Linked DNA regions of Homo sapiens: region 1 is linked to region 2. A link is an interaction called in ENCODE POLR2A ChIA-PET data of the cell type or tissue named here. Cell type or tissue: B cell. All regions are shown on one strand.

Region 1 (5,000 bases), 170 kb after region 2:
CCGTGTTAACAGCAAACTTTCACACCACCTATACTCCTTGTCCCCACTCTATGTGCAGGGTCTGTCTCCAGTCCTCCCTTACCCAGACAGAGGAACTGCTCCACAGGAACCCAGGAAATGCTCCTGGGTTTAGAGATTGTGATTCAACTTGGTGGGTCCATTTGCCAAATCATACTGTTTTAAAGCCTAAAAATAATGTATCTGTATGTCCAGATAGAACACTGCCCAGGCCACTCTCAGTCCATTCACTAATGAGGACTCCTGCAGGGGCAGGGCAGGACAGGGCGCTGCACCTGCTCACATTTCCTCCAGCCGCCTTCCCCAGTACGAGCTTGAGCATGCGCACCTGCAACATGTGAGGCTCTTATCAGTGATTTTGTTTAACACACTTGTAATAATTAGAAAGTGAAGCAACTAATTCCTGACTTCCCCAAGAGCAGGGCTTCTGTTAAAAGGTGTGGGGAAATGTGACAAGAGGGGAAGTGGAGAGGGGGAAATTGATCCTGAGAGTTTACTCTGCATAGCTTTGAAGTCTCTGCAGTAATGATGAAGACAAGCTAAGGTAATCTAAAACAACAGGTAATCAAAAAGTCATTTATGTTTACCTTTTATCATCAATTATCTTCCTCTTGGCAGCAGTTGAAAAATTATGTTTTACTCAAAAGTCAGGCTGTTGACTTTATTTATACAACACTTGAACTGTGTTGGGTGTCAGCGTGTTAGCCACTGTGGAATTTCAAATTCTGCTGTTTGACAGTACCCGAGAGTTGACTCTGAGAGTGGTCTTCTAATAACTGTATTCTTGGTTCCTAAAATGAGATGTTTTAGCTCAGTGCCAAGAGTGTGAAAACACATGGGGGCATTACATTAGAAACCTGGGACCTGTCAATTAATATCATTTTCCTCCAACATGAAGAAAATACATCCAGAGCTCAGTCTTCTCATTTATGGAATGGGGATAATAATGTGTAGCTTGCCTTTCATAGTTGTCTTTTAGACCAGGAAAGATAATGTATAAGAAGCACCTAGAATCATCTTTGACATGGGGTGGGAGCACAGCCTATTATGATGAGACATATCCCTGAAAAAGAGTCCCTTTGAGTGTCTTCGTCTTTCCGGCTGAATCATCTGCTGATTCAAGAAGAGGAGGCCATATGCAGACAGCACAAAGGGAACTCCCCCATGGAGCTTCAGATGGTAGCCCTGCACTCACTTAATTATTCACGCCAGCATGAAATCTGCCTGACATCCCTCTTCCTCATCCTCTTGACAGCAACAGCATTAAAGGATTAAGTAGTATTTGGGGCTCTGAAGGGGCCTGAAGAGTGTTTGTGTACAAAAGGAAGAGCTCACAATCCAAGTACATAAGACAGCGGACATCACTTGGGTTTACATTGACCTCCTCTGTATCTAGGCAATGGTCTCTTCAAAATCAAGCACCACACCCCCAATGGCTGCAGTTCTCCATCCTGGTTAAGGCCTCTCCTTCTGAGGAATGACTTCTTCCATTTAACAGTCAGTCTAACCCTGAGGGCTGGAGAGGGCCACAGAGGTCATTAACACAACCTCTACACCTGCTGAACAGTGTGGCAGGAAGAACATAGGGCTGTGGAGTGAGAAGACCTAATAACCCAAGAGCTACCTTGGCCACTGACCAAGTGGGGGCACCTTGGGAAAGTTACATCCTCTGAGACTCTGTTTTCTCATCCACAGGATGAGGAAGTTGCATTAGATGGATTTTCTGTGTCATCTTGCTTGGGCCATGGGGTGCCACACATTTAGTCAAACATTATTCTGGCTGTTTCTGGATAGAAGTAACATTTCAATCTGAGTAAAGCAGGTTGCCCTCCCTAACATGGGTAGGCCCCAGACAATTGGCTGAAAGCCAGAACAGAATCAAAAGGCAGACCCCTCCTAGATATAAGGGGGAATCTCTTTCTGCTTGACTGCCTTGAGCCTGCGACATCAGTTTTTCCCTGCCTTTGGACTCAAAATGAAACACTGGGTTTTCCTAGGTCTTAAGTCTGCCAGCCTTTGAACTGGAACTCACACCACTGGCTCTCCTGCATCTCCAGCATGCTGAGTCATTCTGCAGATCTTGGAACTTGTTGACCTCCATAATCACATAAGCCAATTCCTTATCCTAAGGATTTACGTGTATTGTTTTCCATCCATCCTATTGGTTCTATTTCCCTGGAAAATCCTAATACAATCCCCAAAGATGAACTTTCATTTCTAACCCCTACCAAATGGCCATCTGATCCACTTGTACACCTCTTAGAGACAAGACTGCACTGCTCCCTGTGGCACCTCACCCTGCTCTAAGGGCAGTGGAGGTCAGCCTCTTGGGAAGCACTACCCCAGGTGACTCCAAAGCTGAACCAGCCACATTCCCACCCACAAAGAGTGTTTCTCCAACAGGTGTGATTTGACCTGAGCAGATACAGTAGAAATTTTATCCCTGCTTTCACTGTAATTATGTCAATGTAGGCTGAGATTGCCTTGGTTGTTATTGTTGGGTTTTATCTCGTTTTGGGTTTCCTGGTTATCACATACTGTTCGTTGGCTCATATTGAGTCTGCAGTTAACCCTTAACTCATTTTCACATCCATTTCACTGGGTGTGGCCAAATCACCACCTGACACTTCTGAAAGAGACTTTTAGTACATAGGGAAGGCCTTTATATTTTTTACTATACCAACATCATCTTGTTACCTTAGGGCCAGAATTTTTGCAGTTCTTACCCTGTCATCTAAAGAACCATGTCCACCTCTCCCTCTGTGTCATCCAGAGATTGGATTGCACAGTACATCATTAACCCTCATAGGAAACAGGAGATGGCACACACGCCCTTGCTGCACTCCCCACTAGCACCCTCCCTCCTGGCCAGTGGTCTCCAGCTCTGACTTCACATTACAATCACCTAGAAATCTTAAAAAAAAAAAAAAAAGAAAAGAAAAGAAAAGAAAGAAAAATGCCAGGCTCAACCTCTGATTCTGATTTAGTTGGAGGGGCTGAGGAGGAAAGATGCTTGGGCATTAGTAAGAATGCTTTAGGTGATTCTAATGTACAGCAGGCTGAGAACCAGTGTTCTGTCTAGGCCAGAGATCAGCAAACTTTGTCTGTTAAAGAGCCAGAAAGCAAATATTATAGGCTTTGCGGGCCAAATGGTCTCTAAAGCAACTGCTCAGCTCTGCTACTGTAGCACGAAAGCAGCCTTAAACAATACATAATAAACAAATGGGCACAACTGTGTTCCAATACAACTTTATTTATAAAAACAAGCAACAGGCCATTTTGCCCCAGAAGCTATTTCATTAGTTGATCAATCTGTTCATCACCCAGTTTTAAAATAGTTGTGGGCCCAGCACAGTGGCTCACACCTGTAATCCCAGAGCTTTCAGAGTCGGAGAAGGAAGGACTGCTTGAGGCCAGGAGATCAAGGTTACAATGAGCTATGATCATGCACTCCAGCCTGGGCAACAGAGTAAGACCCTGTCACTTAGAACAAAAAAAAAAATCGCTGTCTCTCTCTCACACACACACACACACACACACACACACACACACACACACACTGGTTATGGCAGCAAATATAAACTCATCAAACTGTATTATCACGCTAGTCACATCTCTCCATCTTGTCTGTGACACCAGAGACTCTCAAAGTGGCTGGCTGAAATCAATATTCACTCTCTATCCGGCATTCCCTTCATGTATCAGACGAATGATCCCATCTAAACAAGAAAAAGACTTGTTCTTAGAGGATCCTTTCTGTCTCCCATTACTCACTGCTGCCTTATTATATGTTCACAAACGTCTGCTTAATATTGCTTCTAGAATTCCTCAGAAACTGACTTAAGCTCACCCATCTGTAGTTTCCAAACCATGCTTTCCCCCTTGAAAGCTGGGACATGTTTGTCAAAATCATTTACAATCTTCTGGCATCCTATTCTCCTTGATTCACAAAATATTATCTAAAGTGGTTCCACAATCACATCTGCAAGTTCCTTCCGTGCCCAGGAGGCGTAAAGGCATTTTTTTAGTCATTCTCATTATCTCTTCTATCTTGGGTTTTAATGTCTCCTAACCATGTTTATTCTACCCTTTCCAACTTAAAGATCATTTTTCCTGATAAAGATGATAAAATCAAAATAGAAGTTGAGCAGTTCTGTTTTGTCCATGTCATTTGTTTACTCTATACCATCTGTTCTAAATAAGGCTATGTCCTTTTTTGTGGGGAGTGCTCCAAATAGTATTGTTTTAAAACTCTTATATACAGGCAACCACACTTTCTGGTTCACCTCAGGCACTCTGGTATATACTGTCTGCCCTGGGGTAAATACGAATAGAGGCCTCTTTACTCTGAAAAGTGTCTGGTTTTTTGAACAGCTGGTTCAATAAGTAAAGCTGAAGAAATGGTAAAGCACTCCACAGGGTTCATGGGCTCTCAGGTCTTCCACACATTCAAGAAAAAGAGAAAACTATTTCTGTTGAAAACTTTGGCCACACTGGGCCAGGCATGGTCACACCTGTAATCCCAGAACTTTGGGAAGCCAAGACGGGTGGATCACCTGAGATCAGGAGTTCGAGACCAGCGTGGCCAACACGGTGAAACTCTGTCTCAACCAAAAATACAAAAATTAGCCAGGCATGGTGGCGGGCGCCTGTAATCCCAGCTACTCAGGAGGCTGAGGCAGGAGAATCACTGGAACTCGGGAGGCAGAGGTTGCAGTGAGCTGAGATCACGCCACTGCACACCAGCCTGGGCAACAGAGCAAGACTCTGTCTCAAAAAAAAAAAAAAAAAAAAAAAACTCTAGCCACACTGGATTCATATCCTAGGCCTGCCACTTACTAGTTCTATGACCACAGGATAAGTTACCCAATCTCTTTAACTCTCAGCTCAACTCACTGGAATCTCTGTGCCTATTTAATACTAAATGCATGATTAAAGCACATAGCATTTACACATATCACATGATAAATGCTCAAGACCAA
Region 2 (5,000 bases):
CTATGGGGTTCAAGAGATTCTCCTGCCCCAGCCTCCCCAGTAGCTGGGACTACAGGCACATAACACCACACCTGGCTAATTTTTGTATTTTTTTTTTGGTAGAGATGGGGTTTCACCATGTTGGCCAGGCTAGTCTCAAACTCCTGGCCTCAAGTGATCTGCCAGCCTTGGCCTCCCAAAGTGCTGGAATTACAGGCATGAGCCACTGCACCCGGCCTGCTTATTAATCAAGATTTTCAAAGTTAGATGTTTAATTAAAGGATAATATGTCTATACCACTCATCCAACAATTTTCACTGTGAAGACCACATTAGCCAGCTCCCAGAGGAGACACATTCTGGTGAGGGGGTGGCTGGGTTCACCATATTCGCTTCTACCATCCTCCAATCCCAGCCTCTCCCTCTACCTGGGGGATTCACTGGAACCATCCATTTGTATTCCCACATTTTTTGTGTTCTTAAGCCAGAAATGTCTCCCATATAGCTTGCCAACTGCCCACCGCTTCCAAACACCTCTATCCTCTACTGCCACGTGAATCTTAAAATAGAGCTTCCACTGTTCAGTTCTCCAGACTCACCAGCCGTTAATAGCCCCTCATCACCTAGAGGATAAATCTATAGTCCTCAGAGCCAAAAGCAGCCCTGCCCTCAGCCTTCTCATCTGGCTCATTTGGGCAATTTCTTCTGAACAGTCTACAGGCGTTCCTATTGGGAACATCTGCTCATCCATCCCACCTGCAATGCCTTTCAAAATGTGATTCAAATTCATCCACTTTACCCTACCTCACACACAAAGGCCTTTCCCTCATTTTCCCCCTCAAAACCCAATGACCACACTGTCTTGCTTGATATGCATTCCCTCCTGTCTCACAGGGCTATTTAACATTTCACTTGTTTAAGTCTTATCCATGTTTCCCTGAGAGCAGGAATTGTGTTTGGTACTCACATGCACACAGCCTGCATGTAACATCACACCTTACCCAGAGTAAAGACTAAAACAAAAATGTAATCATTTAAAACTTATTTTCTTGTTCCTACTTTCAATCAAGGAATCATGAGTCTCAGAGATACTCTAGGCCCCTAAATCTATATTTGTGCCCAGGAGTTGCTGATTTCAGGGATGGGAGTTTCAAAGAGAGGGTGCAGGGTCTTTTTTAAGTCTTGACAATTCCATCCATGGCCCCTTGTAAGTTTTAGAGGTTGTGAAAGATACTGAATCCTTGGGGTTCCATGAACTTGTCTGTAGTGGGTCTGTGCATTCACTCCATCATACTCTTGGTTGGCAGAGAAGCTCAGCCACTTGGGCCACTGGAACAAGGTCATTTGGAGGGCAGAACTCAGCTCTGGGGCAGATCATACGCACAGGATTGGTTTTGGAATCTATCATGTGATAGAGCTTCTCCACCTACCTTCTCTTACTACATTAACCCATAAGAGAGGCTTACCTGTTACCAACTAGTTTCATCACATACTGTCTGGAGATATGACAGGAGATACTGGAACAAGGAACACGCAGACAGTGAAAGTTTATTGATTCAGTTTACATTTAATGATTGATTGGTAGAAAGAGAAACAAGTCCTGAACAAAGTGTGCCCCTCCTTCTTGATGCCCCAAAATGCATTTAAAAATCTCTTTCAAATATACCTCGTATGTACCCTCTGCCTCATACCTAACACTGATCACATTTTGTCCAGTTAGATTGCACCTTTCCTACCTCAGAAAGGTTTACCTGACCTTACTTGACCATGCTAGCGAGGTCTGATCACCATGTTCCATGCACATATTTTAAAGTTGGTGGAGCACTTACTTTGTCCCTGGCCAGCTCCTGCTGGGGAACCTTGTCTTTAAATGGACTGGCCTTAGCCTGTCCCAACATACACATGCCCCAAGATGCTGACAGTAAATTACAACATACTCACTCGAGTCATTACAATTTTTTTTTTTTCAGGAATAAAGGAGGTACGCGCAAGGTCAGAGAGCCTCCTAAAGCAGTTTGGACACATTTCCATGATGCTCTCTGCCTGAGAGCAGAGCTAAAATCATCCACAGTCCTCTACTGCCTCCCCCTCCATGCTACAAAAATGTAAAAGATGCACATTTGCCATTAGGAAAACTCCTCATTGCATTTTGGACTTGAAGTCCACTGGAGTAGGGCCATTTAAAAATGGTCTATATACCACGCTTCATGAACAAGTTTTATTACCCAAACTGAAAAAAATTAGTGATGGAAAAAATAAGGCAGATGTATATTACATCAGAATAACTGCTGCAGAAAAAATTCCAACATCATATTTCATTTGAAGATTTCTTGAATGGCCAAAGAGCAGTATTTGTGAAAATTTTTACCATATGTATTTAGGATACTTTCTTAAAGTTTTATTTTTTAAAGACTTCAATTTAGGAAAACCATGTTTAAAATGCATTGACTTCAACTCATACCTAGTGCTGTAAGAAGTAATGCATCTCCCTTAACGAAATGTCCAGTTACTCCTAATTTTTAAGATTTCATCACTTCTCTCTTAACTTCCCTTAATGAGAAGGCTGAACTAGCTCGCCTAGCTGAATTTATCAGTAGCCCATGCTTGAAAGAGAAATGGTTCTGCCCTCTGTTGGGGGCAACAGGTGTGCTGATGGAAGACAGATGAGCTAATCTGTTCACCTGAATCCTCTCTGTCATGTTCAATTTAGCCTCAGTCTTTAGAAACACAACCTAAAAGGTCTAAGGCAAATAGCAGCTGTCCAAATCAGAGACCAAATTAGAGACCCTGTCCCTGAGTCCAGAAAGGGTAAACATACTCTATTGTTTCCTCACCATTTGTTTTTGGAAACACAAAATTATAGGAGGGGGAAAACCTTATTGTTATTAGAATCATCTTTCAGCAAGAAAGACAATAAATTCTAAGACCCTTAGCCTTTTGTATAACTGTTCAGTCAGGGGAGTGTTAGCACTGTGCTTGTTAATTTAGAATCTAGTTTATGAAGCTGATTATCTTTTTAAAGCAACACATTATCCGTGCTCACAAAATATCATAGTATTACTAGGAATGTAGTTATCACATTATATTGTAATTATCACTTAAATATCTGCGCTGTTTACCAGGAAATATAAGCTCTTCAATGTCAGGAGTTACTCCTTTTTCAAAAAAATCATGGTTCATAACACAACATTTGAAACATGTTTAGCATTAAATAAATATTTATTATTGCTATACTTATCATTAAACTACGCTAGTAGATATCAACTATTGAGTTCTTATTGCAAAAGGCATCGTGCTCAACTCTTTCCATACATTGTCTAATCCTTTATGGCATCCCTATGGGACAGGTATTACCACCCTCTGTTCACAGGTAAGCAAACAAGGCTTAGTAAGGTAGGTAATTGCTCCAGATCATTCAGCTGTGTAGGGAAGAGACAGGCTTCCATCCAGGGCCACCCAACTCCAAACAGGCACGTCCCTAAATGCTACACTAAATATCCATGGACGTCCATGATTCTGAGAACTAGCTCTCTGCACTCACTATTTGTAATCAAAATCAGCAAGTGTTATATTAATAACTTCAGAAACGCTGTCATAGTCAAAAATTTGCATCAAATGTCTTAGAAATGAGCCTAATAGTCACAATACTTTTCATCATCCCCAAGAAAGAGACGAAAAAGTATATTCCCAATAAAATACTTGGATGGAAAGGCACAACTCGAAAAATAAAACATTGTAAAACTTCACTGTAATATGAGAACAAATGAAGAGAGCAGATGATGAAGGTACTGGAATAAATTAAAGAGAGCTCATCTATAAAGCATAGATATCGAGGACAAACTTACAACTTCAAATGAATAAAAACTGTTAATTAAACAGGAGCTTCAGTATACATATAATGTTTGAACTTTGTCATTTAAAAATAGCATTTCGTTTTCTGCACCACTAGAAACTACATTTTGAACACATTCAGGATTTCACAGCTACAATACTAGAAATGTTTATTCCAATTAAATGTTACAATTACTCTACTGTGTATTATCTTTTCCTTTATTTCTCCCTATTTCATCAATTTCTTTTTAAAAATTGTGTAAGTCATGCAGTTTTTGAAACTCACCATCTTACAATGACTTTTATTCTTAAGTATGTCAGATGGACATTTAACTCGATGTGACTTTAAGAACTCTTTCTTTTACGTAATCAATCACTTGTCCTAAAAAGACTAAAGCATGTGCATCAAAACTGTATCTTTTTTTTTTTAAGCATGCAGCTGTCTTTGTCAAGCACTGCATCTTTTCAAGGAAATGTCAGCAATGTTATTCTTGGGCCTCCTTCTGCCCAAGAGGCCAAGGAGGGATGAACAATGACGGCAACAAGACACTTAATCAATAGCAGTCACAGCACCATTTTTTATCCTCCAGAATCTTCATTTTCAATGAGGTTTACATCATTAAAGTAAGAAAACAGGACCGTCAATCTCCATTGGCTTCAAGTGGTGGACGGAAGAATTAATTTGACTGCCATAAAAATAATGATGTAGCTGTATGCTTTAAACCTTTAAAAATTTATTTTTAGGCTTAAAACCTAGGAGGAGGACAGACATGTTGCCTAGAAATAAAAGCACTGATTTATCAATTCTTTCTTTTTCTTATATTCTAGACAGATTTTTTTTTTAAATTTTATAGATGTGGTCTCACTGTGCTGTCCAGGCTGGAGTACAGTGGCTATTCACAGGCGAGATCATAGCTCACTGCAGCCTCAAACTCCTGGGACCAAGCAATCCTTCAGTCAGTCTCCTGAGCAGCTGAACTACAGGCCTGTGCCATGGGGACTGACTCCACACAGATTTCTAACAGATCTGAATCTTGTAAAGAAAGGCAATAGGTTTCAATCCAAGTCCTTTTAAGGTGTTATGAATAATCCATTTGAAATATATTTATTAGCAGAGGTACCTGTGCCATTGTTTTTGAATCATGTTGACACATGCCATCTCCAACATGTGTTCTCACTATGACAGATTTA

The links. ChIA-PET counts read pairs that join two places held together with the same protein. Peaks named below come from ENCODE experiments on the same cell type or tissue, not always from the same donor. Only the 100,000 strongest peaks of a DNase experiment are listed, where the experiment ranks them.
Region 1: POLR2A ChIA-PET joins it to region 2 with 7 read pairs; 2 of 35 experiments call an interaction of 5 or more read pairs at or near these places.

What each region holds. Positions count from the first base shown.
Region 1 is chr2:100,052,529-100,057,528 of GRCh38, forward strand. The region is part of intron 4 of AFF3 (ALF transcription elongation factor 3); the gene reads right to left. Among named protein-coding and RNA genes, the nearest start is that of AFF3, 88 kb to the right of the region's middle. In B cell, no CTCF peak of the experiment used is centred here; no DNase peak of the experiment used is centred here; H3K27ac peaks cover 2,333 bases.
Region 2 is chr2:99,884,487-99,889,486 of GRCh38, forward strand. All of the region lies in intron 7 of AFF3 (ALF transcription elongation factor 3), which reads right to left. Among named protein-coding and RNA genes, the nearest start is that of AFF3, 260 kb to the right of the region's middle. In B cell, no CTCF peak of the experiment used is centred here; no DNase peak of the experiment used is centred here.